Linked DNA regions of Homo sapiens: region 2 is linked to region 1. A link is a loop called in an ENCODE intact Hi-C map of the cell type or tissue named here. Cell type or tissue: heart right ventricle. All regions are shown on one strand. Each heading gives the region's core, and the rest is flanking DNA. Links, peaks and the distances in the headings are about the cores only. Region 1 overlaps ACO1 (aconitase 1). Region 2 overlaps ACO1 (aconitase 1).

Region 1 (16,459 bases), core at 4,647-12,646:
TTAACTTGTACTTATTATCTGCCATTATGCAGTGGGGACCAAATGTGTCAATTTACTTCCCTGTAGCTACAAATGTCTGGGGCATAACACAAGAAGCCTCACATGATTCCTGCTACTCCCACCACCCTACAAAGTCAGTTGGTATTTTTGGGATGGATATAGTGACCAATATGGTGGCTCTTGGAGAAAATGGCTTGTTTTAAAGTGCACTACCATTTGCCTCCCTTTTTCCTTGGAAGCTAGATAACTGTCTAGTTTCACTATATGAAGGAAGTAAATTCTATCTGCAGAAGGGAAGAGAAGAACCAGTTAGTTATACCAGCACATGCCAAGTGCTTTACACCATCTTCTTTACCTGGCAACATCTCCGTAAATGAAATCTATCATTATTTCCATTGTACAGATAAGCATACCGCAGCTCAGAGGGATGAAAAACCTTGCGTAACGGCATACATCCAGTAAGAGGCAGAGCTAGGTTTCAAACCCTGGCTCTTTCTGCCACCCAACACCACCTCTCTAGGTGCAGCCACCCTGTTCTGACGATGCTGCTGTTGGAGGTCACCCACTAGCCCCTAAAGCTGGGAAAGTCATGGGAAATCCTCTCACAAGAGACTCAACTTTGAATGCTGGAGTTGCCTTTACTTCTTTCCAGGGGGCCCCAAGACCAGGTCTGAGCCAGGCACTGTCACCTGTCTCCTGCCACTTTGTGCTGAGCCACAGGTCAGTAGAAAGTAATAGCAGCTGCATTTCAGCAACCAAAGACTAGCTTTGTTTGGAAAACAGGCCCTCCATATAAGCCTAGAGGACTCCGGAATTTGGAGCCACTTCAAGGTTCCACCCATACTATCATTCTTGTCTCAAATCTCCTGGTTTAGTAACTCCAAGACAAAGCCAAAAACAATCATGTTTCAAAGAGGTGTGAGAAGAAAGATCTTTGGCTGGGTAATGGGTCCAGATATAGAGAAGAATCCAGGCATCATACCTCCTAAGCCTACCTTTCCCTGGCCAGACACTCATCCCATCCCTAATCCTTGAGTATTATCACTGGTCCTTCAGGCTCTAAAAATACCTCCAAGATCTGGGGTTTCATCTAGGAACCCCACCATTGGCCAGGAAGCCCTCCCTATGTCCCACATCCACATAAAGCACAGGTCCCACTGTTTCAATTCCTTTCTTATCTCCCACTCTCTCCTCCTGCTACTTTGTTCTTGGCTCTTTTCTGTTTTATCTGATCTTCATTCAACAATAAAAGATAGGAATGAACAAACGAAGACAATGAATGTGGACATTTTGGAGATGGCAGAGTATCTAAATATATATGGTGTTTTTCTTTTTTGAAAGAGGGAAGAGTTAGCATATATCACACTATTTGGGGTTGCTGCTTTCTTTGTTCTATAGAATGAGATGATACTACATGGTGGCAAGAAGAGAAAAGAGGAGAAGAAAAAAGAAAAAAAAAAGAAGGAAGGAATGGGAAATGGTATCTTTTAAGGTACAAGGTGGGAGCAATTATTCAGAACTTGTCCCTCCGGGACGCTTGTCAGAATGATGAAGACAGCTGAACACTTGTCCCTGGCCACTGAATCAAGGAAGACAGATGAACAGTTCTTAAACAAAAGGAATAAAAACGGAGCTACTGTATCTGAAACCCTTCATTACATGTAGTTCACATTCTGAAAGTCAAGATAATTATTTGGTAGAGAAACAGTGTCTTTCAAAGCTAACCCATCCTGAAATACTAGCTGGGTGACTTGTACAGGGTTATGATTAGCACAGGTACACTCTGCATGCAAGAACGGGGGTGGGCATGGACAGTCTGAACACCAGATTTTTAAAGTAGGTCACTAAAAAATAACAAATATTATGCAAAGGCAGGCAGAACTAGGGTAAGACATTTAACAAATGAGCCATGCTCCCAGTAAAAGGGTGGGAGGAGTGAAGAGCTAGGGTTTTTCCCCAACCACAGTCTTGCTACCAACTGACCTTTGGCTCAATTGAGGACACTTGCAGGTGCCTTGGAGTAGCACCTTTTGTGCATACATAGCATGGCACTAAGGCATGGCACCAACCTGTCACCATTCCCTAGGGACACCTTGACCTTAGGTGCTAAGGAGGTAATGAGACATAGAATGTTGAGTTTTTAGTAAAGAACCTTAGCAATCATGTAGCATTCCCCAGAGGAAGACAGAGAGGCCCTGAAAAGCAACTGACTGCCTAGGGTCACAGGACTCATTAGTGGGATAACCAGAAAAAAAAAAAAATACAGCTGATTTGCCCTCCAGTGAAATGCAAATTTCCCTCAGGGGGAAAAAAAAAACCCTTAAAATCTTTCACAGGTAGAGTTGAAAAAAGTACTACCTAGGTGTATCACAGTCTTTTGGTGCTTCTGTGATGTTAGTTCTATAATCACTTACTAAAACTTCCATGTGTTTCAGAATTCCAGAGAACTGACAGCTAAACTTTGGAAAAACAACTTAAATTTAGGTTTCTGATGATCTGCCCTGGGTGCCACTTTTTTCCAAAAGCCACAGTAAGGGCAAATCAATTTTCCTGATATAATATTGCGTATACAATCCCTTACTCAGATTCAAGATACAAAATGTTAGTAAAGGCTCACATTAAATGATATGAGAATTTTAAAGTTGCAAAATAATATATATATGTATATACTAGGATCTGATTTAAGTGAAAAAAAAAAAAAACTTCAAGACCATTAGTGTATATTCATTCATACACACACACCATTGCATATGCAAATGCACAAAAAAGAAAGACATAAAGTTAACATGGATTACAAATAGAATAACACATTGTATAAAGGGGAGACTTTAGCTTTCTATGTTTCATACTCCTGTATTATTCAAATTCTATTTTTGATAAGCATGCATTCATTTACTACTTACTTCTTAAAACACTGGAGCGGTCATTTAAACTTTGTACATAAATACCTACATTAGCATCTCTATAAAATGAGAACTTGACATCTTCAGCAATACCCTTTGAAAGAAAGATAGAATGGTCCGTAAAGTTCCTGGAACTACAAATGCAGATCTTTCTTTAATAATGACTGGTGAAGATGTATTTAAATTTGTGACTATAACTCCAGATAAAGTCCACTTTGCTCCCCTCAATATGTCCTTTGATATTCACCAACAGAGAGAAAGAGCTGTGAAGAGAATCCCTGAATGGCTCAAATTTAGCCTTAGATGAACAGTGCCACACCTCATTCAAGTCAAACACACTAATCCAAGGGGGGCCCTCCCTTCCCACCCCATCCCCAGCTCCCTTTCCAATCTCAGCAGGATACCAAATTTGTTACTGAACCACATCTTCTTGGGTGGTGGTAACTTTAAAAAATATTACACTAAGGAATAGATACAGCCAGGCGCAGTGGCTTACACCTGTAATCCCAGCACTTTAGGAGGTCGAGATGGGCGGATCACCTCAGGTCAGGAGTTTGAGACCAGCCTGGCCAAGGTGGTGAAACCCTATCTCTACTAAAAGTACAAAAATTAGCCGGGCATGGTGGCACACACCTGGAGTCCCAGCTACTCAGGAGGCTGAGGAAGGAGAATTATTTGAACCCAGCAGGCGGAGGGTGCAGTGAACCAAGATCGTGCCATTGCACTCCAGCCTGGGTGACACAGCGAGACTCCATCGCAAAAAAAAAAAAAAAAAAAAAACAGAAAAAGAAAAAAATAAAAGAAATAGATGCTCACTGTAGCAACAACAGAAAATGCAGGTGAGCAAAAAGAACAAAATAAAATCCTTTGTAATACCATGATTTACAGTTTCATTTACCATGACTTTTAAACGCATTTGAATTTTTCAAAAAAAAAAAATCACTAGACCTCACATTGTTTTGCTAATTGCTTTTTTTCACTCAACAATAAACCTCAAATATCTTAATAGGACAATCGTGTGATATTTTACAGCACTTTAAACTATACCATAAAAATCTATCCTTCAGATATATAACAATTTCCCTATTATTAAAATACTTAGGTTGTTTCCAAGTACTAGCATTCAAACAATGATGCCTTGTATACTCACATCGTTAGTAGGTCCTTAAATCATTTCTTTCAAATAAATTTCTAGCTTTCAGTTCCTAGAAAAGAGCCGAGTGAAAGGATTTGCATATCACCAGGATGCCTGGAAAAGGCTGTACCAATTTTACGACCCTTCTCTGAGGCAGTGAGTGGAGGTACTCAAACCAGGCAATAGAATTCATATTTACCTTTTGCCAAGTTGAGACATTAAAAAGCCAATCTTGGTACTTCTTTAATAGCTAGTTAAATTGAGTAACTTTCCATCTGTCTGTTAGGCATCTAAACTTCTTCTTTTGTAAACTGCCTGTCTGCCAGACAGGTCAAACTGAGTAACACTAAGATGACCTCTGCTGATCAAATGTTTTCATCTCCAAGGGGACTTAACTGAGCTATTAATGTGGATGCCTCAGCTCTGTAACTCTGGAGAGACTGAAACTGCCTTTGGCCTCTACTTGGTCTTGAGATATGGTCTACAACATTTCCCTTTACGTGAATGACAGACAGCCCTAAAATCTGTCGACAATTTGACCCCATGCTTGGGTGCACTGTGAGCCTAGTGAATTATAGCAAGGAAAGGGGATGATTATCTTAAATCATGGACAAAATCCTATTTGGGCCAGTACACTTTGCTTATGAGTAGCTCTACATTAAAATTTAAATATTAGGTTGGCAGCTATTTTCTTTCAGCATTTAGAAATATCAACCTGGGTTGATGCAGTGGCTCATGCCTGTAATCCCAGCAATTTGGGAGGCCAACGTGGGTGGACTGCTTGAGCCCAGGAGTTTGAGACCAGCCTGGGCAACATAGCGAGACCATGTCTCTACAAAAAAGTGAAAAAATTAGCCAGTCATGGTGTCCCACACCTGTAGTCCCAGCTACTCGAGAGGCTGAGGTGGGAGGATCGCTGGAGCCTGGAAGATTGAGGCTACAGTGAGCTGTGATTGTGCCACTGCATTCCAGTCTGGGTAACAGAGCAAGACTCTGTCTCAAAAAACAAAACAAAACAAACAAACAAAAAAAAACAAAGAAAGAAAGAAAAAGAAAAAAGAAAAAAAAAAAGAAATTCCGAACCCTGGGTGCAATCCTTGTAAACAGGTTTTGTGAGGGAGACTGCACATAGCATATGGATGGATGCTAAACCATCACTCTTGCTAGAAAACCACGTCAGCCCATACACCCACCCAGCTGACAGGGAGTGATTCAACAGTAGCATTCAAGAGGAGTGCCATGTGATGATGTTTATCTCTCATAGCTAGATTTGTAGAGATGTTTGGAACAGTCGACTTACTTTAAGCTAAATGCCAAGGATCAGAAAAAATAAGATTCACCTTTTAGGGTCTCCATCTCATCTTTGGAATATATACATCTATGAATTTGCTACTTGTGTTATCAAAGTTTAATTTTCCTATGATAGTGAAATATTATAATTAATTACCTTATGATACAGACAGAGGCATAGTATTAATGGACCCTACAAGCAATCACAGGATTTCCACACAGCAGGAGGAGGAGCACAGGAGAGGAATAAACCCAGGCAGCAGAACTATCAGTAGTGGGCTGGACAGGATGAGAATTTGTTTTTTGTTTGTTTGTTTTGGGGGTACATATCAGTTTCCAGGGGAGCTTGTAGAGCTTGAAAGAGCCTTCAGATGATCAACTGAGAATCATCTCTCTATGGTCTAAAGTACTGGCAGCACATCCCCCAATCCTTTTTTTGGGCTATCTAAAGACACCTAAGAGTGGATTTAAAAAGTCTATGCAAACAAGAGAAAAAGATTTCTCCTGTATTTTATGTGGTTTGCCCTTCTGTTTTCCTCTCTTCCTACACCTTCTGAAATATACTTGTCTTGAACTGCCATGGCTTCCAACTCTAAAGTCAAAGTACTATCACTGCATCTCTGAGGTTCACTGCAGCTCATTAAAAAGGTTAGCTATATTTCATTTCTGTTTAAAGAGAAATTAATTGGCCCTACTCCCAAACTAACTTTTGTGTATCTAAACATCATGCTACTTATAAACAATATTTTTGTCAAAAGTAAAATTCCAAGGATGTCTATGTGAACATAAACAACATTGAGGTCAGAATCATCATGGCCAGCAATATCACCAAGGCTTGTCAACTGGGTTCTTTCATAAGAGAGCTAGAAACATTAATTCTTTGTTTTATTTGATGGGGATGCATCTGGGAAACTGCATTAAATATCTCTGAATTTTCCAAGAAACCAGGTCATCTCTTCAATTCTTTTAGCTGTTCATAAAACAAAAACCTATTAAATATGATACTTGTAACTAGAAGAACTTTGAAGGAGAAGTCACATGAGCAATTATCTATTTTTTGGAGAGAAACTGGGGGGAAAAGAGTGGTGCAGAAAGAATGGATTTAACAATATAACCACATTACGTCAACATGTTTTTCTTGAGCACTAAGTATGTGCAAGGTGCACCATATGCTACAGAAAGGAACAAAACTCTGCCTCTATATCAGAAAGCTTTCCCATCTCACAGCAGCTTGTCTCTTCTTGCTCAAATTTTAAGTTAGTGGTCTATTTTCACTCAGTCTTTTCTCATCCTGGATAACTGACCAGAATGTGCTATATATATGTCAAGATTTTAAAAAAAAAAGCTTAAATGATGGTTTTATTTTGAATTAGCCATATAACTTTTCTGTGCCTCAGTTTCCCAATCTATAAATAAGGTTGGTTAACGATCTAAAAAGTCCTTTCTAAGTGGAAAAAATTCAATGATTCATTCATTCACATTTATGTTAACTGTCTATTACATGCCAGGAACTGTTTTAGGTCCTGGTGATACATCAGGGAACAACAGAGACAGAGTCCCTGCCCTCATAGTACTTCCATTTTAATGGAAGGAGACAGACTAAACAAATAAATAAATATACAAACAGAGTATCAGATGGTGACCCATTCTATTGATAAAGCAGGGCAAAAGCAGTAGAAAGTACAGGGGCTGTGGGGAGTGTCAGTGATCAAAGAAGGCCTCACTGATGTTCAGCCACTGTGCAATCCAGGGAGGGGTAACCTCACGTGCAAAGGCCCTGAGGTGGTGGCATGCCTGGTGGGTCTAAGGAAGGCCAAGGAGACCAAGGTGTGTGAAGGCAAAAAAAGGGGAAGACAGAAAAGGCAAGAGGTAGTAGCGGCCAGACCACATGAGGCTCTTTAGCCAATTTTGATGTTGTAAATCTACACTTTAAGCCAGGTGTACAGCTAGGTGTTTGTAGTTTATCAAAGTCCCTACTGTGAGGACTTTGATAAAGACAGTGATAAAGTGGCCACAGTAGGGACTTTGATAAAGACAAACTACAAAGCCTTAACTGTCATCTGGTTTAGACTGTAGACTTCCAACATCAAAAATTGGTTACAGTTTGATAAGAAATTAACTCATATATGAAAATATTAGATTGTACTTGAAAAGTACTTACTTCCTGAAGTCTAACCCTATTTCCCTGAATTTCATTATTAAGTAACACTGGAAATTCTCAGGATGTATCACAAAAATGATCATGACTCACTCGGCAGATGTGTACAGCCACTGCCAAAAACAACAGGACTTGGGGAACCAGGGCCACGCTATAGCAATGCCTGACCAGGCAGCCCCTGCCTCTTGAGGGCTCCCCTAGTTCTGGGCTCACTGGCCAAGAGGGGGCAGAACATCACATGCAAGTCTCAAAGAGAAAGACTTAACACATCCTCTAAGCTCGTTTTAAATTAGTTGCAGCAGCACAAACTCACAGAAATATTCACTTTTACTTTTTAGTGTCACTGTGGGCCAATATAACCAGAGTTTCGTAAAAAGTCTTGGTGAACTTCGACATTTATAAATTCCAGAGACAGGCTGAGAAAGAAAGTCACCAAGGGTCATGAAACATTTGGCAAGAAAGTAAAGGAAGAAGTGGGGGCATTGTCCTGAGAACCCGGCATCTGACCCGGCCCTGAGCCTGACCTCATCCTCTCCTCCTTGAGGTCTTCCTCAGCCCCTTCTCAGAATGTGGGCCCCCTACCCTGCAGCTCCCTATGGTCACCAGTGTGGTGTAGTACATGACACCTGCAGATACCTCAACTAAGCCCTACTGCATCTAAGTTTTTTGGTTTTTTGGTTTGTTTTTTGAGACAGGGTCTCACTCTGTCACCCAGGCTGGAATGCAGTGGCGTAATCTCGGCTCACTGCAACCTCTGCCCCCCAGGTTCAAGTGATTCTCTGGCCTCAGCCTCTGGAGTCGCTGGGATTACAGGTGCCCACCACCACGCCTGGCTAATTTTTGTATTTTTAGTAGAGACGGGGTTTCCCCATGTTGGCCAGGCTGGTCTCAAACTTCTGACCTCAAGTGATCCGCCCATCTCGGCCTCCCAAATTGCTGGGGTTATAGGTGTGAGCCACCACACCCAGCCTGCATTTATGTTTTAAGAGGAGGAGAAGTAGTGGGTGAAGACAGCTGTACTTTCAAAAAAAAGTATTACAAAGCAGGTCCAGTTGAGATCCAATCTTTAAGAAAGCAGCATGATTTCCTCAGGCTCCTGAACTCATTTCGCAGATTGTGGCAATGAACTTTTCTAACTCAAACTTTAGGAATTAGGAATTAGAAAGAAAGGCCATCACCACAAGAGATTGGGTGTCTGGCTGTCAGAGGTCTTCTGGGCCATCTTTACCTCTGTGAATTCGCCAAGTGTCTGAGGCCAACTATACCCAGCCACCTCACCAACCTGGTCTCATCAGGGCTGACTGAACTCGGGGATTATGACTCATGCTAATAAAATTCTCAGAGCTCAATATGCAAACCCATATATTTACTGATTTTACCTAAGAAAGGCAACTGTCAGGAGGACCTGATGCTCCTATTTCTGATCAGCACATTCCTTCCCCGCAGCAGGATAGAAGGATGTTAGAAGCTACAAATCTGAAGCCAGATGCAGGCGTGCTGAGAGAGGGAACTGGAACGCAAACCCAAGTCCATCAGACTCCAGAGCCCAGCTCTGAAGCAGCTGGTTCCATCCCAGTGACTCCCACAATGGCACAGCTGCTCTATTTCACTGGGTTGAAGGAGTGACAAATACTAAAGCAGCATTAGACCTTGATACTTCTGGGACCTGGGCCTTTCTATGTTGTCTATGGGAAGGGACTGGTGTGGATTCATTCATACACACGACATTTACAGACCTGGGATGAAGGGATAAAGTCCCCATCCTCCTTCAGATGCTCAGACTGAGAATGGAGACTGTGTAGGAGAAATCAGAACATCATGCAGCCCATGCTACAGGTGTGGTGGATGAAGGCTGATAAAGAACCACCAGGGAAAAGCACCTAATCCAGCATCAGAGCATCAGAGGGGGAGAGAAAGGACTCTAGGGACAGGTGACACCATGCACAAGCCTTCCAGAATTACACAGAGGTACAGAGTCACTGAAAGAATAAGCTGGCAGATGAAACAATACATTAAAGGCACAAAAGTGTGACATTGTGGGAATCATAAAGTGTTGCACGTGGATAAAGTACAGGGTACATGTTGGGGAGAGCTAAGAAACAAGGGATGGAGCAAGGTCCAGGTTGCTGCAAAGTTTGAATTTTTACCAAAGGTAAGGAGGCACCATTAAAGGATTCTGAGCTGCAATCTTTAAGATGAGATTTGATTTTCAGAGATCATTCCGGTAGGGGTATAGACTAACTCAGGGAAAGGCTGCCAGACTGGTGTCTGGGAGGCAGGTTACGGTGTTATTACAGTCAATAAGACAAGGCAATGAGGAGGTACAGGAGGGAACAAATCCAGGCAGAGTTATGTATTGGGTGAAATTCACCCCTGATATTTCACGTAGGTTCTTTTCTATTTTCCCTAAGTGTCGGCCGGTCTGAGAAATAAAGGGAAAGAGTACAAAAGAGAAATTTTAAAGCTGGAGACATCACATGTCGGCAGGTTCTGTGATGCCCCCTGAGCAGTAAAACCAGCAAGTTTTTATCAGTGATTTTCAAAAGGGGAGGGAGTGTATGAATAGGGTGTGGGTCACAGACATCACATGCTTCACAAGGTAGTAAGATATCACAAGGTAAATGGAGGCAGGGCAAGATCACAGGACCATAAGACTGAGGCAAAATTAAAATTGCTAATGAAGTTTCGGGCATGCATTGTCACTGATAACATCTTATCAGGAGACAGGGTTTGAAAGCAGACAACCGGTCTGACCAAAATTTATTAGGAGGGAATTTCCTCGTCCTAATAAGCCTGGGAGCGCTACAGGAGACTGGGGCTTATTTCTTCCCTACAGCAGTGACCGTAAAAGACAGCCACCCCCAAAGCAGCCATTTTAGAGGCCTACCCTCAGGGACGCATTCTCTTTCTCAGGGATGTTCCTTGCTGAGAAAAACAATTCAGCGATATTTCTCCCATTTGCTTTAGAAAGAAGAGACATATGGCTCTGTTTCCCCCCCGGCTCACCGGCAGTCAGAGTTTAAGGTTATCTCTCTTGTTCCTTGAACATTGCTGTTATCCTGTTCTTTTTTCAAGCAGCCCAGATTTCATATTGTTCAAACACACATGCTCTACAAACAATTTGTGCAGTTAACACAATCATCACAGGGTCCTGAGGTGACATACATCCTCCTCAGCTTATGAAGATGATGGGATTAAGAGATTAAAGTAAAGACAGGCATAGGAAATCACAAGGGTATTCATTGGGGAAGTGATAAGTGTCCCTGAAATCTTCACAATTTATGTTCAGAGATTGCAGTAGAGACAGGCATAAGAAATTATAAAAGTATTAATTTGGGGAACTAATAAATGTCCATGAAATCTTCACAATTTATGTTCTTCTGCCATGGCTTCAGCCGGTCCCTCCGTTCGGGGTCCCTGACCTCCCGCAACAGTTATGAAAGCAGGATGGGCTGGGGTAGGTAAGGAAAAAAGATAGGTCTCGAATAGCTTCTGTGTTTCTCATTTGGGCAAACTGGCAGAGCCAATGAACAAGATGGGAACTGAGATGTTGGTTTTAGACACGGTGGATCTGGGATAAGATCTCCTGCGGGCAGGGGCATATATGGGCCTGGAGCTTAGCAGGTTGGACTGGGACAGAAGCTGGGAAGAACAGCAGCAATGTTCAGGCATTATCCCATGAGTGCCAGGTCACCCAGAAGCTCAGCAGCCTGGAGACATGTGCTGAGTGCCTGTGGGGTGCCAGGCATCTAATCCAATTCCTCTAATGCAGACCCTTGGCAACTTTGTGACAAGGGCATCACCATCCCATTTCACATGAGAGAAGACAGGATCTGACGGGCTAAGTATCTTGCCATGGTCTCATGGCTGGTAAGTGACCAAACTGGAAGTCAAACTCAGGCTCCTGATGTCAGAACCAACTCTCTTGCACCATGCTCCTCCCAACAGGCTGCACAAGTGATATCATTTTACAGTCATTTAACATATTAAGATCCAAAAAACCAAATGCATTTAAAAAAAATAAATCTCATTTTAAAACAATCTCCAAGCTCTAAAGCACATATATGGGGACGAGATGGTAAACCTCATGTTCCCTAAAACATCCTTGATTTTGGCAAAATTTGTATGGTAACTTTTAAAGAATGGGTTGATGTAAATAATATAGGCATTATTAGCACTTAGACTGATTTCTTATCTAAGAAAATAAGGGTTTATGAAACATAACATCCTTAAAACCAATCCTGAGGCTACTTTTGATTCTGCCGTTAATACAAAATTGTACCTTTCAAATGTCCACCCATCATAGCTCTTGTACATCGCAGATTCTTGGCAATGGCTTATTTATCTTATCTGTTCTGAACCAAAAATTCAAACCTGGTAATCATGTAGGAGGATACTTTCCTAGACTGACACCTCTTCTTCATGAACTATGCCACAACTTGCAACTTGCCATGTAATTCCACAATAGCAGTTATAGAAAGGATGACAAGGATGTTGAATAATTAAGTGTTCCATACATGTCTGTTTTGCGAGCAGTGGCCCAGACAAGTTACACTATCCAAAGATGGGCTTGCCCAGGGTTCTCCTTAGATCAAGACAAGAGGATGAGAGAGAACCACACCAGCACTCATGTACAAACAGCCTTACTAATTCATCTAAGGTGGATTAATTTTTGACACCAAAGATAACAGCAGAACATGAGGAATCTGAGGAACAACTGGCTCAGAGAGTGTGATATTGTTTCAATAGGTCTATGGCATTAAGGGGCACAAGAACCTGTTCCGTCTCCCAAAGACATGCTTAGATGCTTTTGCGTCTTCACATATTTGCAACATCTAATCCCAAAGACTCTTGGTTTCCAATTGATTCTTAAAGTCAGTCTCTGCCACTTGCTGCTGAGGACAAGATTTCTTCTATATTCTTAAACCTTAGTTTACTTCTTTGCAGATTTTAGGTAACAATGTCTGTCTGCACTGCTCTGCCCAGATGACAAGGGCTGCTAGGATAATTAAATGAGGTAACACACGAAAGCACTGCATATTCTGGGAACTATATCCCCGTGAGCTACCATAATTCATGAGATTGCTATTGACTTACCTATGGTAAGCTCTAAATGTAGCCTGTTTCTTTTACTGAAGATTTAAATATACATTCTAAAACAAGTATTTAAAATATAGTCAAGAATCACTCTTATCCAATACAAGTGACCCAATATTATTCAGTTGTATTTTTTCAGGTCTTTCGCCTGGTGGGGGGAGGTGAGGGGATGCATTGTATGATTAGAGAAGACCCACAGGCTCCAGATATATTTGTGAAAAAATGACAAAAGATCATTAAAAACATTTTCTTTTTAGAAAGCTACGTTTTTATATTGGCTCGAATTTAAGACTCTTTTCATGGCTCAAATTTAAGACTCTTTTCACCATGATTCTTTAAAATCTTTTAAAATCCAAACAGATGAAAGAAAATGTTCTTGGTCCTAGGTCATATTTGAAAATTTTTCTTTTAATGTGATGGATTTCTTTTATACTCAAAATTTTTCTCCAGTGAACTTAATCAATTCAAATTATTTTAGCATGTATTTCTTGAGTATCTTCTTTGTATTACGCATTGCTAAATACCATAGAGGAAAAGAAGATAGGCACACATTCCTTCTCTTATTTGAAGACTGCAATCTGACAAGGAGACTAAGATAAGCACACAAATACAATAGGATGAGGGTTATAAGAAAAGTCAAAGGAAAGAGACAGCTACAAGTGGGATTCAAGAAAGGCTTTACAGAGAACTACGAAGTGGAAGATGAATTCAGATGCACAGGCAGAGTAAAGAGCAAATACCAAAGTAGAGAAACAGGATAGCGCAGCAAGTGTTCAGGGGCTCCTCAGCAGTTCAGTATGGCTGACATTAGGGCAGAACAGTTTTAAGATTTTTGCTACAGCAGTCAATACATGCTTATTCCTAAAAGACCTAATAAGTGATTCTCGTTAATTTATACAGCTGCAAATGAAGATGCCAACTCTTGCCAGAAAGAAAAAGAGGTGATGTTGAAGAAAAGTATAAGGGAAGAGCCAGGCGCAGTGGCTCATGCCTGTAATCCCAGCACTTCAGGAGGCTGAGGCAGGCGGATCACCTGAAGTAAGGAATTCGAGACCAACCTGGCCAACATGGTGAAACCCCATCTCTACTGAAAATACAAAAATCGGCTGGGCGTGGTGGCGCACGCCTGTAATTCCAGCTATTCTGAGGCTGAGACAGAAGAATTGCTTGAACCCGGGAGGTGGAGGTTGGAGTGAGCTGAGGTTGCACCACTGCACTCTAGCCTGTGTGACAGAGTGAGACGCTGTCTCAAAAAAAAAAAAAAAAGTATAGAGGAAACAAAATTGGCCAATTATCACTGTTCACAGTCGTTGAGGCTGAGGGTTTATACTCTCCTCCCCACTTTGTATGTCTGAGATTTTCCATTAAAAATAGAGAAAAGGAAAAAAAAAAAAAAAGAAATGAAGGCCAGTCGATCTAGGGAGACGGTCAGCTGATGGTGCCAGTCAACTGAAGTGAGAGGGCGAGGCCAAGGTCAGACAGACTCTACAGGGGAAGCAGACACAGCACAATGTGACTACATGGTAAGTGTGCCTGTTTTTCGGTTCGCCATGCCTCACACTCCTCACATTTCTCACTGGGAGACAGTAGCTGGAGTCTGCCACCAGGTAAGCTGGTGGTAAGACAGCCTAAGAAAGATGGAAGAACTGTCCTCAACATACCAGGTGTAAACATACTGTAGGGGTTGATTTTGGTAATGTCAAATGTAATATTTATTCATGCTTGAAAACCCCGATAAGCTAAAATGAAGAAAATCTAAAAAGCAAGTGTGCTGTATCACCTAGAGAAAAGCACTCAATGTTTTGGCATATCCGCTGCCTTTGTACATGCAGGGGCACACTCGTACATATATGCACATGCTTTCTCTCCTCAGAAATACAGAATCACAGGGAAATACTGCTGTGTAACATGCTTTTTTTAGTTTAAAAACTATACAACACTATTTTGTAACACCAGTGTAAAGGCTGCACAATAGCTTGCTAAGGAACACTTTGAACTAGTATTACTAACCCTGGACAAGAGTCAAACATTAATACTGTTAAATAAAATGTTTTGACTTGAGAGTCTCTCTCTTATTTTTATACTAATATTATATATACAAGTTCAGAGCTGTGATATGACAAAGCAGTTTTTTTTAATTGGGGGAGGAGGATGGTGGCAACATTCCTATCAGAGAAATAACTCTATTTTCCTTCCGAAAGTATACGTTGTTGGGATTTTAGGTTTACTATGTTGTAAAAGCAATATATGAATGCTACAGGCTATCCTCCCTTATAAGATAGGCACACATCTGTTATTATGAAAAGTAACAAAAGTTCTCTGGCTTCCTTCTACCTCATTCCACTGCCCAGAACTGGCTACTGGTCTATCTTCTAAACATTCATGATGCTACTTTAAATACATGGAATGGAATATGTAATGACACATGCACACAACTTATGTACACATAGATGTACAAATATGCATACACACAGGTATACACACACAGTGTACTCTACAATGTATCATATACATATATAACGAGGATTTTTTTTTTTTGAGACAGGGTCTTACTCTATTGCCCAGGCTGGAGTGCCGTGATGCAATCATGGCTCACTGCAGCCTGGACTTCCCAGGTGATCTTCCTGCCTCTGCCTCCCAAGTAGCTGGGACTACAGATATGTGCCATCACACCTGGCTTTAATTTTTTTCTGTATTTTTGGTAGAGATGGGGTTTTGTCATGTTGCCCAGGTTGGTCTTGAACTCCTGGGCTCAAGCGATCTGGACTCTCAAAGTGCTGGGATTACAGGCGTAAGCCACGGTGCCTGGGCCTTTCCATCCTTTTTAACATTTCCTTTGTCTCTGCCCCTGGAATCAAGACAGCTCTTAGAGACACTACTAGTTTTTGCATAATAATATGCAAAATTCACACAACGGGTTAGACTGCAGGTACATCCATTCTAGCATAACATCTGAGATGGCTCCAGGGAGGGAGTTGGGAATAAGACCCATATGTGGCTCTGTCCTCAAAACTTCAACACACTTGGCCTTCCTTTAAACAACCTACTATGGAGTCTTCCATGATTGATTCCAAATCCTCTACAGTTACTACTGCCCGCTACGTCCATCTTGGAGACTCAAGTTTCTGGTATTCACGCATAAAGTCCTGAAGAATCTCCTTTTCCATAAAACTCTCTCTTTGAAACATGGTTCTTGTTCTGATAGTCTAGGTCAGGAGTCTGCAAACTATGGCTGGCCCTTGTTTTTGTAAATCAAGTTTGACTGGAACACAGCCATGCTTGTTTGTTTGCATGTTGTCTATTGCCGCTTTCGTGCTTCAACACCAGAGCTGAGTAGCTGCAATAGAAACTGTATAACCATAACCCAAAAAGCCTAAAATATTTCACTACCTGTCCCTTTACACAAAAAGTTTGCTGATCTATATTTTAGAATATGATGAAAACAGATTTTTTTCCTTATCAAAAATTTTAGAGGACTTGAATCATACACCCTATATCTAGGATCTTTGTCTAGGCTAAAGAGTCTGTTTTCTACTAAAAAAACAAACCAAAAGCACCTTGGCTCAGACAATAGCAGTGTCAGCTGGCAAAGGTTTAACAACTTGAACTCCAAGAGGAAAAAAAAGCTCTGATGTAGCATTTGCCAATTTCCATGGTGTTATTATTCCCACCATGGCTTATTTCAATCTAAAAAATGTGTTGCCACTGAACACGGAGTTAGGAAGAGATATGCACAAATGCTAGTATAAACCAGCTCTGAAACCACTGGCTCCTTGGGACACTTACTATCAATGGCCTAACTCCTCATTTTAAAGTCAAAGACACTGAGACCCAGAGAAAGTGTCTTAACCCGAGGCTGGCCCAGTGACTGGCACC
Region 2 (16,459 bases), core at 254-8,253, 52 kb before region 1:
AGTTGTTATACCACCAGCTTTCCTGGGTCTCCATAAGAGTGGGACCCTGATCCAATACAATTAGTGTTGCTGTAAGAAGAGACATGAGAGCCTATTTTCTCTCTCCCCCACCAGGCACATACCAAAGAAATGCCATGTGAGAACAAGCAAGAAGGTGGCCATCTGTAAACCAGGAAGAGTGTCCTCACCAGAAAATGAAGTGGCTTCAACTTTGATCTCAGAATTCCAGCCTCCATAACTGTGAGAAAATACATTTCTGTTCTTTCAGCCAGTCTATGGCATTACATTATAGCAACCCAAGCAAACTAAGGCATGCCCAGAAATGACTACAGGGGTAAAAATGAGCAGATAATTGGTTTTTAGTGTCCTGAAGTTTATCTGCTTTTCCTTATGTACTTATATCGTTGCCACTGCCACCAGGCTACTCTTCCTTCTTGTCTGCTCCCAAACAGGGAAGAGCGAGCATAATGGTTCCTAAACATTTCCGTTATACCCGTACAGTTCTGATAGAGTTGTAAAAATGGGAGAATATGAAGGTTATTCAGGCTTCCCAATGATATGGTGTGAGATTCACTCTGTACTAAATATCCCAAAACTCTAGCCACAAACACAGCAAAACTCAAAGTCAACAAGTTTTCACTGAAAATAGATTTCATTTCATTCAAATTAGAAATGTGTTCTCCCAAACCGCCTCCCAACAAAGGTCTCTGCTTGATAAATGAAAAGATAGTAAAAGAAAACTTCACATTTCTTTTTATGTGGATCTATCAAAAGGTACATAATCAAAACAACTTTAACACCCGACCTATCCATGAGGAGTCTGGATGATTCACTCTGAAGGAAAAGGGGAGAGAAGAGAGAATCACTGCTCTGATTTGAAGTGTGCAAAGTTCTTATCTATGTCACTTAACACTGGTATAATTAATACAGAAAGGAAAATGACCCTCAAGAGGAAGGTTTCATTGAGCAGAGCGTAAGAGGAACAATAAGAGGGTAGGAGACACCTCCTGAGAAGGTTTGCTTGTGTTCAGCTGAAGATTAATAGGAAACAGTGAAAAAGCAACGTCCTGTGATCAGTAACTTTAAAGACAAGCTTGGTTCTCTCTTTCTGGCACTACTGACATTCCCACCATTCTAGCTTCCAAATTCTGGAAAAAGAGAAGATGATTAACAAAAATAGAGAATGTAGAAACTTCTGGTTTTGTGCCTACAGGATTGGCACCAGACCCTCAGTGCTCACTTGCTCCATCTACAAGGCAGCACCCCTCCCAGAGGCAGCCAGGGAGGCCTCTCCACCAGGGCCTGCGCTGGCTGGTGGTGCGGCTTCCTCCCTGGGCGCAGCACCAAGTGCACGTCTCCTACTTGGCCATCTTGCGGATCATGTAGTTGAGGATGCCCCCGTTGAGGAAATAAGTGAGCTCCACATCAGTGTCAAACCTCATGACAGCCTGGAAGGTCTTGCCAGTATCCAGCTGTGGCACAAAGAAACAGAAGCATCATTGAGGGAGGTGGCGAGACAGCTCTGCTCGGAGGAAATTCTGCCCAGCCTGCCCCTCAGGTGTGGTCCACACTTCAGTAACACCAGCAGCACATGAGGACATGCAAGGCTGCTGGCCCCAGCCCAGACCCACTAAATCAGAAGATGCATTTCAGCAAGATCTCTGGGAGGCTGCTTTGCCCATTACAGTTTGAGAATCACTGCAGACTGTAAATGATGGGGGTGAGAGCCATCTAAGAACTAGAAATAGCTTCTCAGGGCAGTAGCTATTAATGACATCAGGGTGGTATTTTCTAAACCTCTGGGGGCTCCCTGTGGACAGAAGTATTCAATCAGCAGAGATTTCATTAAGGTTGTCCCTTAGGCAGCTGGCCCATCTGCTTATCTGAGACACAGACTTTTGCACTGCCTCTGTCTGGGGCACCGAATGACCCCTGGGACCTGGTGCTGGGCACTTTATCTTTACCTTGCCTAGGGATCTATCATTTTCACTCTTGGGCTAATCAAAGCCTGGTGCCTATGGGCAGGCTTAGGGAGGGGTGAGTATATCTGTTGCTCACGTTTTTATAGTGAAATGTTTTAGGTAATGTGAAATGTCACATCCCTGAGCTCTCATCACGAGAGACCGGGAACAGGGTACAGTAGGGGGTGGGAGGTAAGAATGGAACTGAGGATAACTCTGTGAATAAACAGAGAAATTAAATCCATAGGCATCATCCTATGCTATGAAGGCAGGTAGAAAAGATGCTAGTAGGCCTCCTAAGTCTAATGCAGTCCTCCTGAGTGATATTTTTTGCCTTCTAAACCTCACTAATTTCCTTCTAACAAGACTGGTTACAAACGAGGGGGCCCCTTTCGACAGGGCCTGGCATAGAGAGGCTCCAGCTTACCTTGACCTGGACTTTCATTTGTGGTTTGAGGTTTTCTGGAATAATGATAGTGTATCGTTCTTGCCCTGTGAGCCCCAGGGCATCTGCATTCTCACCAGGGAGATATTCAAGTGGGATCACACCCATCCCAACCAGGTTACTGCGGTGAATGCGCTCGTAGCTCTCGGCCAGGACGGCTTTGATTCCCTGATGAATAAAGACAGTAGTTTAGACATACTTCCAATCTTTTCTTTGGATACACAGGTTTACAAAAGACTTTGTGAGAGAGCTGGCATGATGGCCGAATAGGAACAGCTCCAGTCTGCAGCTCCCAGTGAGACTGACACAGAAGGCGAGTGATTTCTGCATTTCCAACTGAGGTACCCGGTTCATCTCATTGGGACTGGTTGGACAGTGGGTGCAGCCCATGGAGGATGCGCTCAAGTGGGGTGGGGCGTCACCTCACCTGGGAAGCACAAAGGGTCAGGAAACTTCCTCTCCTAGCCAAGGGAAGCCATGAGAGACTGTACCAGGAGGAACAGTGCACTCTGGCCCAGATACTGCGCTTTTCCCATGGCCTTCACAACCAGCAGACCAGGAGATTCCCTCCAGTGCCTGGCTTGGTGGGTCCCACCCACAAGGAGCCCAGAAAGCTAAGATCCACTGGCTTGAAATTCTTGCTGCTAGCACAGCAGTCTGAGGTTGACCTGGGATGCTCGAGCTTGGTGGGCAGAGGGGCATCGGCCATTGCTGAGGCTTGAGTAGGTGGTTTTACCCTCACAGTGTAAACAAAGTCTTAAACTGGGTGGAGCCCACCGCAGCTCAGCAAGGCCTACTGCCTCTCTAGATTCCTCCTCTCTGGGCAGGGCATCTCTGAAAAAAAGGCAGCAGCCCCAGTCAGGTACTTATAGATAACACCCCCATCTCCCTGGGACAGAGCACCTAGGGGAAGGGGTGGCTGTAGGTGCAGCTTCAGCACACTTAAATGTCCCTGCTTGACAGCTCTGAATAGAGTAGTGGTCCTCCCAGCACAGCATTTGAGCTCTGATAAAGCCAGATTGCCTCCTCAAGTGGGTCCCCGACCCCCATGTATCCTGACTGGAAGACATCTCATACAGGAGAGCTCTGGCTGGCAGCTGGTGGGTCCGCCTCTGGGACAAAGCTTCCAGAGGAAGGAAGAGGCAGCAATCGTTGCTGTTCTGCAGCTTCCGCTGGTGATACCCAGGCAAACAGGGTCTGAAGTAGGCCTCTAGCAAACTCCAGCAGACCTGCAGCAGAGGAGTCTGCTTGTTAGAAGGAAAACTAACAAACAAAGTAATAGTATCAACATCAACCAAAAGGACATCCACTCAGAGACCCCATCCGAAGGTCACCAATGTCAAAGACCAAAGGTAAATAAATCCACAAAGATGGGGAGAAACCAGCACAAAAACGCTGAACATTCCGAAAACCAGAATGGCTCTTCTCCTCCAAAGGATCACAACTCCTCACCATCAAGGGAACAAAACTAGACGGTGAATGAGATTGACAAATTGACAGAAGCAGGCTTCAGAAGGTGGGTGGTAATAAACTCCTGCAAGCTAAAGGAGCATGTTTTAACCCAATGTAAGGAAGCCAAGAACCTTGAAAAAAGGTTAGGCGAATTGCTAACTAGAATAACCAATTTAGAGAAGAACATAAATGACCTGATAGAGCTGAAAAACACAGCACGAGAACTTCGTGAGTATATACAAGTATCAATAGCTGAATTGATCAAGTGGAAGAAAAGATATCAGAGATTGAAGATCAACTCAATGAAATAAAGCAATAAGAAAAGATTAGAGAAAAAAGAGTGAAAAGAAACAGAGAAAGCCTCCAAGAAACATGAGACTATGTGAAAAGACCAAATTACGTTTGAATGGTGTACTTGAAAGTGACAGGGAGAATGAAACCAAGTTGGAAAACATTCTTCAGGATATTATCCAGGAGAACTTCCCCAACCTAGCAAGGCAGGCCAACATTCAAATTCAGGAAATACATGGAACACCACAAAGATACTCAACAAGACCCATAATTGTCAGATTCACCAAGGCTGAAACAAAAGAAAAAAATGTTAAGGGCAGCCAGAGAGAAAGGTCGGGTTACCCACAAAGGGAAGCCCATCAGACTAACAATGGATCTCTCTACAGACACCCTACAAGCCAGAGGAGAATGGGGGCCAATATTCAACATTCTTAAAGAATTTTCAACCGAAAATTTCATATCCAGCCGAACTAAGCTTCATATGTTAAGGAGACATAAAATCCTTTACAGACAAGCAAATGCTGAGAGATTCTGTCACCACCAGGTCTGCCTTACAAGAGCTCCTGAGGAAAGCAATGAACATGGAAAGGAAAAACCGATACCAGTCACTGCAGAAACATACCAAATTGTAAAGACCATCGATGCTATGAAAAACTGCATCAACTAATGGGCAAAATAACCAGCTAACAGCATAATGACAGGATCCAATTCACACATAACAGTATTAACCTTAAATGTAAATGGGCTAAATGCCCCAATTAAAAGACACAGACTGGCAAATTGGATAGAGTCAAGACCCATCAGTGTGCTGCATTCAGAAGACCCATCTCAGGTGCAAAGACACACATAGGCTCAAAATAAAGGGATGGAGGAAGATTTACCAACTAAATGGAAAGCAAAAAAAAAGCAGGGGTTGCAATCCTAGTCTCTGATAAAACAGACTTTAAACCAACAAAGATCAAAAGAGACAAGGCCATTACATAATGGTAAAGGGATCAATGCAACAAGAAGAGCTAACTATCCTAAATATATATGCACCCAATACATAAAGCAAGTTCTTAGAGACCTACAAAGAGACTTAGACTCCCACACAATAATAGTGGGAGACTTTAACACCCCACTGTCAATATTAGATCAACAAGACAGAAAGTTAACAAGGATATCCAGGACTTGAACTCACCTCTGGACAAAGCTGACCTAATAGACATCTACAGAACTCTCTACCCCAAATCAGTAGAATATACATTCTTCTCAGCACCACACTGCACTTTTTCTAACACTGACCACATAATTGGAAGTAAAACACTCCTCAGCATACACAAAAGAATGGAAATCATAACAACCTGTCTCTCAGACCACAGTGCAATCAAATTAGAACTCAGGATTAAGAAACTCACTCAAAACCACACAACTACATGGAAACTGAACAACCTGCTCCTGAATGACTGGTAAAAAATGAAATGAAGGCAGAAATAAAGATGTTCTTTGAAACCAATGAGAACAAAGACACAACGTACCAGAATCTCTGGGACACACTTAAAGCAGTGTGTAGAGGGAAATTTACAGCACTAAATGCCCACAAGAGAAAGCAGGAAAGTTCTAAAATCGACATCCTAACATCACAGTTAAAAGAACTAGAGAAGCAAGAGCAAACAAACTCAAAAGCTAGCAGAAGGCAAGAAATAACTAAGATCAAAGCAGAACTGAAGGAGACAGAGACACCAGAAACTGTTCAAAAAATCAAATCAATGAATCCAGGAGCTGGTTTTTTGAAAAGATCAACAAAACAGACTGCTAGCCAGACTAATAAAGAAGGAAAGAGAGAAGAATCAAATAGAGGCAATAAAAAATGATAAAGGGAATATCACCAGTGATCCCCCGGAAATACAAAATACCATCAGATAATACTATAAACACCTCTACGCAAATAAACTAGAAAATCTAGAAGAAATGGATAAATTCCTGGACACATACACCCTCCCAAGACTAAACCAGGAAGAAATCAAATCCCTGAATAGACCAATAACAAGTTCTGAAATTGAGGCAGTAATTAATAGCCTACCAACCAAAAAAAGCCCAGGACCAGATGGATTCACAGCCGAATTCTACCAGAGGTACAAAGAGGAGCTGGTACCATTCCTTCTGAAACTATTCCAATCAATAGAAAAAGAGGGAATCCTCCCGAACTCATTTTATGAGGCCAGCATCATCCTGATACCAAAGCCGGGCAGAGACACAACCAAAAAAAATTTGAGGCCAATATCCCTGATGAACATCGATGCAAAAATCCTCAATAAAATACTGGAAAACCGAATCCAGCAGCATATCAAAAAGCTTATCTACCATGATCAAGTGGGCTTCATCCCTGGGATGCAAGGCTGGTTCAACATATGCAATTCAATAAATGTAATCCATCACATAAACAGAACCAAAGACAAAAACCACATGATTATCTCAATAGATGCAGAAAAGGACTTTGACAAAATTCAACAGCCCTTCATGTTAAAAACTCTCAATAAACCAGGTATTGATGGAACATATCTCAAAATAGTAAGAGCTATTATGACAAACCCACAGTCAATATCATACTGAATGGGCAAAAACTGGAAGCATTCCATTTGAAAACCGGCACAAGAGAAGGATGCCCTCTCTCACCCCATCAAAAAGTGGGTGAAGGATATGAACAGACACTTCTCAAAAGACATTTATGCAGCCAACAAACATATGAAAAAATGCTCATCCTCACTGGTCATTAGAGAAATGCAAATCAAAACCACAATGAGATACCATCTCACACCAGTTAGAATGGCGATCATTAAAAAGTCAGGGAACAACAGATGCTGGAGAGGATGGGGAGAAATAGGAATGCTTTTACACTGTTGGTGGGAGTGTAAATTAGTTCAACCATTGTGGAAGATGGTGTGGCGATTCCTTAAGGATGTAGAACCAGAAATACCATTTGACCCAGCAATCCCATTCCTGGGTATATACCCAAAGGATTATAAATCATTGTACTATAAAGACGCATGCACACGTATGTTTATTGTGGCATTGTTCACAATAGCAAAGACCTGGAACCAACCCAAATGCCCATCAATGATTGATAGACTGGATTAAGAAAACGTGGCACATATACACCATGGAATACTATGCAGCCATAAAAAAGGATGAGTTCATGTCCTTTGCAGGGACATGGATGAAGCTGGAAACCATCATCCTCAGCAAACTAACACAAGAACAGAAAACCAAACACTGCATGTTCTCACCCATAAGTGGGAGTTGAACAATGAGAACCCATGAACACAGGGAGGGGAACATCACACACTGGGGCCTGTTGGCGGGTCAGGGGCTAGGGGAGGGATAGCATTAGGAGGAATACCTAATGTAGATGATGGGTTGATGGGTGCAGCAAACCACCACGGCACATGTATACCTGCACATTCTGCACATGTACCCCAGAACTTAAAGTATAATAAAAACACAACAATGAAATACAGCATACAAATAAACAAAAATGTTTGCATATATTTTGTAACCTTTGCCTTGCTACCTCTATAATTCTCCATTTACACCATGTTTTTAGTTAATGTCAGAGTGAAAAATATCACTACACTCATACTACATTCTATCAATGTATAAGAAATGACTTCCGTTATAAAGCGAAGGATGATAAACCTAAAAATCGATCAGCATATGCACATCTGGAAATACTCTGGAGTTCTATTTCTGAAATATTAGTATTAAATACCAAAGAATTGTTTAATTATCTGATGCTGTTGCTTTAAGTAAACTTTTTATTATTTTACTTCAAAGTCTAGAATATCGATAATGAGATGATTCATAGACAGTGATGACAGTAACCTTTTACCTCTGTTATATCTTGAAAAGTCACTTGGTTTTGTGGACTTTTATAGGCCCTCATTTCCAGTAATTGTGTGCTATATTTCAGTGAAATCAGATGTCTAATGTCACAGGAGAAAAAGATGCTTCAGCCTAATTTTGCCATACATCTTCTAGACTGAAGGTCACAATGAAGCGTTTTTTTTACATTAACTTTGTACTCTAAGGGAATTACATCTTGAATACATCTAGGATGACAGAAAATGGCTTAATAAATTTTCAGTTAGTGGTCCTTATTTTTGCCTCATAACACCGTGCTTTCTTCTGTTATATTGCTTTGTAATTGTCTATTTACTGGTCTGTGCCCTACCCCAAATTATAAGCTTCTTGAGCCGGTGATTGTTAAAAAAACAAAAATAAACAAAAGACTTTGTAAGTTAGAACTGTTCTCACACCTAAATTATTTGTAAGTACATATTAATATTTTACATAAAATGTTATCCTCTAGTGATAAATAACACAATAGCTAGTCTTCACTGATTGCTCATAATGTAGAGGCACTATGTAAGCACTTAAATAATTCCTCTCATTCCACCATCCACTAACCCGGGGATGTAGATGCCCTTATTGTCCCCCTTTACCCAGGGAGTCAGTGCTGGTATCTGGTAATTGGACCCATGAAGTCTGACAAATGATATAACATGTTTTAGCAAAGTTACATTGTATCTGGAATCCACATCACAAAACAACATAAAATTTTTCCCTTGATTTTTTTCTACTATTTTAGGTGTATCAGCAGGCACAGAAAGTTCAATCAAAAAAGCAACTTTCAGAACATACCACAGATAAAGTAAATGATTACCTCTTGTGTACTGCTTTTACACTTCCTGCTTCAAAGATGAAATTGTGTTGAATATAGTCTTGATATTAAGCTTAAAGTATGTTTTATTGGGAATCTATAATTGGCAATATACAGCAATAAAGGATGGTACTCCATTAACTAGAACTCCCCATTAGTTTATTATTAATAATTAATAACTGTCATATAATATTAAAATACCCTAAGAGGTCTCTTGGTATCTAGGGCACACTTTTAAGATGCCCAACACCAGGGTCACTTTAGGAGCTTGTTGAAAACATAGATACTTGCGTACTACCCCAGATCTGCTGCATCAGAATGTCTTGCAGGGAGCGTGGGGTGGGAGGGGGCTAGTGATTCTTACAATTTTGAGAACCGTGAACTATAGCGCAATGGTTCTCAACCACTGCTGCATACCAGAATCAGCAGGGGAGGCTTTTAAAATCCCAATGTCCAGGCCTTTCTCCTTACCAATTAAACCAGAATCTCTGGAGATGAGATCCAAACACAGGTATTAAAGTATTAAAAAAAAAAAATCCCATAAGTGTTTCCAAACTTGAGACGCACTGCTACAGAGAGAGGGCAGATTCTTTGGGGCGGTAGATCTTTTCTAGGGTTTTAGGGATAGATGGATGTATTCTAGGGAGGTAGAAAGCTTTCTAAACACACCCTATTCATGTCACTAGCTCTGTGTAAAGGCCATGCTGCTTTGCTTCAGAAGCTGTAAATCATAGCTGTCCACTGCTCTCTGTAAGTACAGTCCAGCACGGCTACGTGGCCCAGCCTGGACAGCTACAGAACAGAAGACTGTATGGCTTCCTGGGCAGCCAGAACTCAAGCGGTTCTATAGAAAAGTCTGGACTCTAGAGAACCCCTGGGGGCCAGTTCTCTTCTTATCCTCTATCAGATCTTAGAGTTCCCTACCTGAGTGCTGACTGCCTGGGTTGCATTTTGGCTACAGCTCCCAACCCCCTTCCTAAAATCCTTTTCTTCTGCAATTATCTGGTTCTTTTCAATAGTTTCCAGAAAAGACAGGCCTTTGACCTACTATCAACTAATCAGAGAACATTTCTATTTTCCTCAGAGCAAAATAACCAATTAAAATAATAGGTGTGATGTTCAAAGACATTATCAGAAGCCTAAATGTCTGGAGAACTGCCTGCCAGACAGCCACATTTTTTTACTGTACTTGTGGATATGAACTTAGTGTTTCCGAGGTGCATTAATTTGCGAGCCACAAATGATTTAAATTGACATCAGGTAAGCCATGTGTACCCCACCCTGAAGATTCAGGCTGGGTGGCATGATTCTTCTCTGCTTTTAGGGCAAGCAAATGCTCAAGAGGCAAAAGCTCTCTGCTCCCTGCATGGCCCCTTCTATGGGGACACCTCAAGAGGTAGAGCCCCGAGATGGCGGAAGGTTCTAAAGAGCTGCCTGGGTATGTGCAGAGTGAGTTTCACTCTCATCGAGAGCCCATAAGCAGATATTCATAGGCAGTGAAGTGCAATTATAAAAAGTGATTCTCCCAATTTTCCAGGAGACTTAGAACCCATTCTTGCCAAAGTAACTCCTGAAAAAGTCCAGGCTCCTTTTCTCTTCTGTGAAACTGACAGATAATACAATGGCCCTGGCTTATTCCTGACATTCACCTGGAACAAGGGACCTGAATAAATTTGGGGTCCTCAGCCTCTGAGAATGTTATAAAAGCCATGACACCTCTCCCCATGAAAGACATACATGTATACTTCTGGATATGTTTTCAGAGACTTCACAGACCCTACCCCAAAACTGTTCTATAGACATGCCCCCAAGGTCCATTAATGAATGATAGATCCAGTTCAACTCTGCATTGCCCTTCACCAAATAAAATAAATCCAGAGGCACCAAGAAGCAGGCCAGGAATAAACACTACCTGCTTTTTTGAGCTTGCTCTTCCTTGACATCTTCTTGGAAAGTAAAGCAACAGGATTTGTGCCTGGGGACCCTCCCAGTTCAGAGGGGAGCTGCCTCCTAGGATGTCTACTTCATACTCACCAGCAGGAAAGGGCCCTTAGCTGCCCAGTCTCGGGAGCTGCCTGCACCGTACTCTTTGCCAGCCAGAACGATCAGGGGAAGGCCTGCCTGCTGGTACCGCTCAGCAGCATCAAACACATCAAGCTGAGGAAGAGAAAAGGAAGTTTTACAGATGCAGGAGAGGCAAAGAATGGACACAGGTCCCCTGAGCCCTGGTGAGGGCGGGGCTGGATGGGTTTGCAGATGGCCAAATCCGTCCAATCATCTTGTCTACAAATTCCCAATTATCTTGATCTTTTTACTTCTACCAAATTAAATTTTGTATTCTTTTTTTTTTTTTTGAGATAGAGTTTCACTCTATTGTCTAGGCTGGAGTGCAGTGGCACGATCTCAGCTCACTGCAACCTCCACCTCCCGGGTTTCAATTGATTCTCCTGCTCCAGTCTCCCAAGTAGCTGGGATTACAGGCGCACACCACCATACCCAGCTAATTTTTGTATTTTTAGTAGAGATGGGGTTTCACCATGTTGGCCAAACTGGTATTGAACTCCTGACCTCAAGTGATCCTCCCACCTCGGCCTCCCAAAGTGCTGGGATTACAGGCGTAAGCCACTGCATCCGGCCTTAAATTTTGTATTCTTAAAAACCATTTTATATTCTTTTGACAGAAATGCCTAATTGTTGTTGGTTTTATAAAAACATTAGAATCCTAAGGCATCAGGGGAGAAAAGGAAACTAGATCAGATTTTTTCTTTTCCATTGACTAAATTATTTTAAAACTCAAAAAACAGAATGTGACCTAAACATTTTGGCTCAATATCAGAAACTCGGTGATGTCAGTTGTAAAATTAGCAAAACACAAAGAAGGTAACATGTTCTGAAATTATATAAAGTGCAAACTTTTATCAGTCCCCTTTCTTCATGGAGGTCAAGGGAAGAGATGCTAGAAATGCAAATGGAAGCCCAATAAAAGGTAGAAAAAGATTAATATTTTAGTACATGAGAAACATCTTATACAAACAGATTTGTTTCTCACAGGGAATCTGAATATCTCACTGAACTGAGACTTTACAAAGACATGATATCATCTCTGGTGGTTGAGCAGTACCATTATTTTTCCAGGCTATGTAAGTCAGAAGATAAAATTCCTCAAAAGAGAGACAGGAGCTAAAGAAAACTCTCAAACAGACTTTCACAAATTTGTATTTTGGTGTACTGATGGAACCTGTGGTTAATTTCGCATGCATTACCTAAACCCGGATAGGATTCTGTATGTCTTCAGCTAGACAGAACTCGTAAATATAGAAACTGTCATAGAAACAGTGAAAACCTTCTTCTAACTGAATTGTCTGGATCCTTTCAAAGACCAGAAAGAAACAACTTATCTGATATTTTCAGAGACTGTAGCTTTGGGTATTAACAATGTGAGAGTGTGTGCTTTAAAAAGTACTGCAAAGTTGACAATCTCATGGCAAAGCACGTCATGTTACCCAAGATCAGAGGGACTAAGCAGGTCTAGAACTCACGTCTCCTGACTTTTCTATTAAACACGCCATGCTGAGAGCCACTGACAGCTTAGAAAGCAACAGCTCCCTGCACTCTTACGCTCTTCTAAAGAGAACATAGCATTTAGCTATTTCTTCTGTTACTGTGCCTGTGTATCTCTAGGTATTATGTTTAAACTACTAGTTCTTGATTTCTCCACTTTTTAAAATTATCTGTCAATATTCTACTTTGAGGATTTACTTCTCTTAACAATCTCTCCTCTTCCACACATCTCCCTTCTTCCCAACCTCCCAATATAGTTATTTTGGTAAGTCAGCATTTGGTGTTTGCATGATTATGACTACATAAATACTATTTACAGCTGAGCCAGGTAATGTGCTGTGATTTCCTTTTCTTGGTGATTTAAGACATGTTTCACTGGAGTCAGTAATTTTCATTTGTTTTGAATGAATTTTTTTGAAAATTACTAATTTTCATTTTTTCTATGTTTTTCCTGTTTCTATGTCCTTACCCATTAATTAAACCCTACAGTACAAATCACCTTTAAAGATATTCAGACACATCAGGCAATTTACCATTTTAAAATCTCTGTCATGGAGCTATCATTCCTGGAGCTCTCAGTCCCGTTCCAACTTGGGCTGACTGCTTGCTCTCTGGGCTTGGTGCATTCCTGTTACAGAGGACTCTTCCTTCACTAGCATCCTGGGGATTCCCTTCATCTGGATCCTATGTCTTCCCTTTTGATTTACTCCCTCATTTTGGTGGAACACATTGCCAAGTAGCTTCCTAAGGAAGGTATTGAGGGCTTTTTTAAGCTTTTGAATATCTGAATGTGTCATTACTTTAAGTGCACTTGACTGATGGTCTGATGGGTGTAGATTTTAGGATGCAAATCATTTTCCTCAGTCTAAGTTTCTAGCATCAAGAAGTCTGGAACATGTCTTATTTCCTGTTGTTTCATGTGAGCTGTTTTTCTCTGGAAATGTTGAGATTTCTCCTTTTGTTGCTCTTAATTTCACAGTGATATAACTTGGAGTGTTTTAAAATTATTTAGATGGGCCTTCAGTGGGCCTTTTCAATCTGGATTCTCAGAGAAATTTTGCTTGTAGTTTTTTGTTTTGTTTTGAAATAATTTCCTCTCTTGCATTTTTTCTGTTCTCTTTTTAACACTTCTATTTAGGCAGGTTGTTAGGGCCTCCTGAGTTCAGTTCTTACATTTTTTTCTCTTATCTTTCTGTTACATATTCTAGGAAATGTTCTCAACTAATCACCTTCTCCTTTGAATTTTCTTTTTAAATTTAAAACATTCTTTCTTGTCTTCTGATTGTTATTTCATAGCAACAGAAAATGAACTCTTCTCTAAGTATATAATTTTTTTCTTTTACTTTTTGCACTCCCCATCACCCTGTTCAAGTCTTGACTCAAATGTCTGTTCATCCTTGATTCTGTCTCATTTAAGATGAGGTTCTAGACATCTGACTAGAAGTTCTATGTCATGCAGGGCTTGTAAATGCGTGTGGTACACTGTGATGTTTATTAGGGGTCCCCCAATGTCTATAACTACAAGTCTTTCCCCTTGGTCTCTAAGGTATTCCATCATTCGACATGTATCTTTTTACATTTAATATTCTGTAACCTCTGCTATCCATTGAACAGGCGTCTGCTGGGCTAGGTACTGGTTATTTCTAAAGAACGAGTTTGTGTTACAAAAATATAATCAGTTACGAGTGAGGCAGTATGTGTGGTGGTAAAGGGCACTGACTTCAGAGCCAGACTTTCTGGGTTTTAATTTCAGCTTTTCCACTGTGTGACCTAAAGGAGTAATATGACCTCTTTATGCTTCACTTCTCAATTTAAAGCACAGATAATCATGGTACCTACCTCAAGGGGTTGTTATGAGCATTACATAAATCAATATATGCCAAGAGCTTAGGAGAACACCTGGAATGTAGTTAAGTGCCATAGACATATTAGCGATTATTATTTTAAAATAAGTCGGCAGGGTTATTTCTCAAGTAAGTTAAACAGTTTACAGGCAATTTCACAGCACTCACTGGGAAGGGAAGTGACACTAAGGACCTATGACATGTACCAGACTCTATGCTAGGTTTTATATTTCATTCCATTTCATTTTAAGCCTCAGAGCGTTCTTCCAAGGTAAGTAGTATTTTTACTTCACAGGTGAGAAAAGCAAGGCTCAGAGATGGAAATAACTTTAAGGCTCCACAGCTAGTATAACGTGGAGCTGGGAACAAACAGTCCCTGCTGCAACATACTGACCACAGTGCTCCCATTAGAACCAAAACATGCCTCCAAGCACCTCTCTACTCCTTCTTTTCATGTGGATTAGATGAATTAAATTACATGCCAATAAAGTCATACAATAGCACTTCTTGATAAATATCCTTTAATTTAACCTGGTATTTCCCCTTCGAATACTTTAAATGAAATGTCACTCAAAGCTCAATTCCTAAGAAAAGAGACTCAGTGAAACCACGGTCTAGAATCTCTAAGCAAGAAGAAAAGGTTTGAATTTGTCAATGATACATTCTATGCATATGGACACCTGGCAAGGAGGACTGTAGTTAGGGTAGGATGGAGCTGTGAAGAAAAACTAAAACCAAAAGGCGAGTAACTGTAAATATCCAACCTCCACCAAGGCTGACAAATGCTAGTGTCTGCAGGAAGCAGAAGACAATACTCACGATTTCCCCAGAAGGCAGATGGATAGTCTGTGGTGCCTGCTTGTTCAAAAATCTGTTTAACAAGCGAATGTTGGCAAATGTTCCCCGTGCCATGACGGCGTCATTACCTCGGCGGGAGCCATAGGAGTTGAATTCTCGTGGAGTTAGGCTAAGAAGGCAAGCAAGAAAGGAGCTGGCTTAGTGAAGCAAGCAAAGATTAACCTTAGCTTACACCAAGAAAAGAAAAAAACAAAACAAAACAAAACATAGACCTGGCTATTTCTCTAAGTCTCCTAAGCATTGTTCTCCATGGCAGAAAAGCTGTCCCCAAAGCTTCAACGGAGAAGAGAGAGAGGTGAGAAGGGGTGGTGAGAGGCATAAGTCAGTATTCTCCTGGGTTAATTGTCTTTCAAATCTGGTTAGAAAAATAAGAAGGAAGTCTAAAAAAGAATGTTTTATTTGTTAGTAGGGTAGCCTATAAAGCTTCATATAAGATAAAGAGCTAAATTAAAAATAAGTGAGAAAATGGAAGCAAAGGGAAGAATTAGGGTAGGCAAATCAGATGGAGCCACAAACAGGGGGAAACACAAAATACGTTCCACAAAGTAACCAGAAATAGTTTCAAATTTGTCCCTGAATTATCAGGAACTCAATGCAAAGGAAAGACACACAGCTGGCAACATAACTTACAACTTTCATGAGAGAAAAATCGAGGCAGTGCTAAAGAGGCAGAACAGCTATTTCTGGTCCCCAAACCAGAGGAAATCTTGTCTGTGGGGCCTCAGTGAAAGGAAACTTTGCAGTGTCAGGAAACATACCTTACAATTAACACCGTGACCAGTTCACTGAGCTGTTCCTTAAAATACTAGGGGGTGGGTGTGTTAATATTATTTAATCAATGGTTAGATAGAATTTAAGGACTGAGAGAGTTTAATGGGTTACAGGAGCAGGTGAGTATGTCTTGGAATCCCTGAAACTATCCAAAATGTTGTGGGTATGTGCATTTTTCTGGGAAGGCATTAGATTTGCTTTCATTCAATTCTCTGACGTGTTCATGCCTCAAAAGGGCTCAACAATCAATAGAAAAAAGGCATTTGGATTCTGTTCCTCAAATTCGCTCTGGGGAATCACTGAAAGAACTGATTCAGCAGATGGGGATAGAAACCAGGAATTTTTATGTCCTCACGTGATTCTCGTGGAAACTCAGATTGGGGAACCACTGACCTCGATTAATATATGAGACAGTAGTTGATAATACTGGCATACCTATGAATATCAGCACACTACTGAAGAACTGATAAACAGATGAGTAAGCTGCAAATCCTCCAAGCAGTGCTCTGTAAACGTTAGGTTTCTCAACCAGGACCTGGCAATGCGTGTCAGGTTCTGCCTCTGCCCCAGGTTAAGA

Evidence for each region. A loop is a pair of places that touch in the nucleus more often than their neighbours do. Peaks named below come from ENCODE experiments on the same cell type or tissue, not always from the same donor. Only the 100,000 strongest peaks of a DNase experiment are listed, where the experiment ranks them.
Region 2: a loop joins it to region 1, with 8 times the contacts of the local background. A loop is called at or near these places in 35 of 110 quality-filtered maps.

Annotation. Positions count from the first base shown.
Region 1 is chr9:32,387,191-32,403,649 of GRCh38, reverse strand. The region is part of intron 1 of ACO1 (aconitase 1); the gene reads right to left. Among named protein-coding and RNA genes, the nearest start is that of ACO1, 11 kb to the right of the region's middle. RefSeq lists an enhancer at 10,112-10,683. In heart right ventricle, for the core only: a CTCF peak has its summit at 7,713 (motif pointing right); a DNase peak (open chromatin) is centred at 7,659; H3K27ac peaks cover 1,613 bases.
Region 2 is chr9:32,435,011-32,451,469 of GRCh38, reverse strand. ACO1 (aconitase 1) reads right to left here. Exons shown (of 21, transcript NM_002197.3): 18 at 15,073-15,220; 19 at 10,883-11,005; 20 at 2,389-2,574; 21 at 1-1,472. The coding sequence ends at 1,359. Among named protein-coding and RNA genes, the nearest start is that of ACO1, 59 kb to the right of the region's middle. In heart right ventricle, for the core only: no CTCF peak of the experiment used is centred there; no DNase peak of the experiment used is centred there.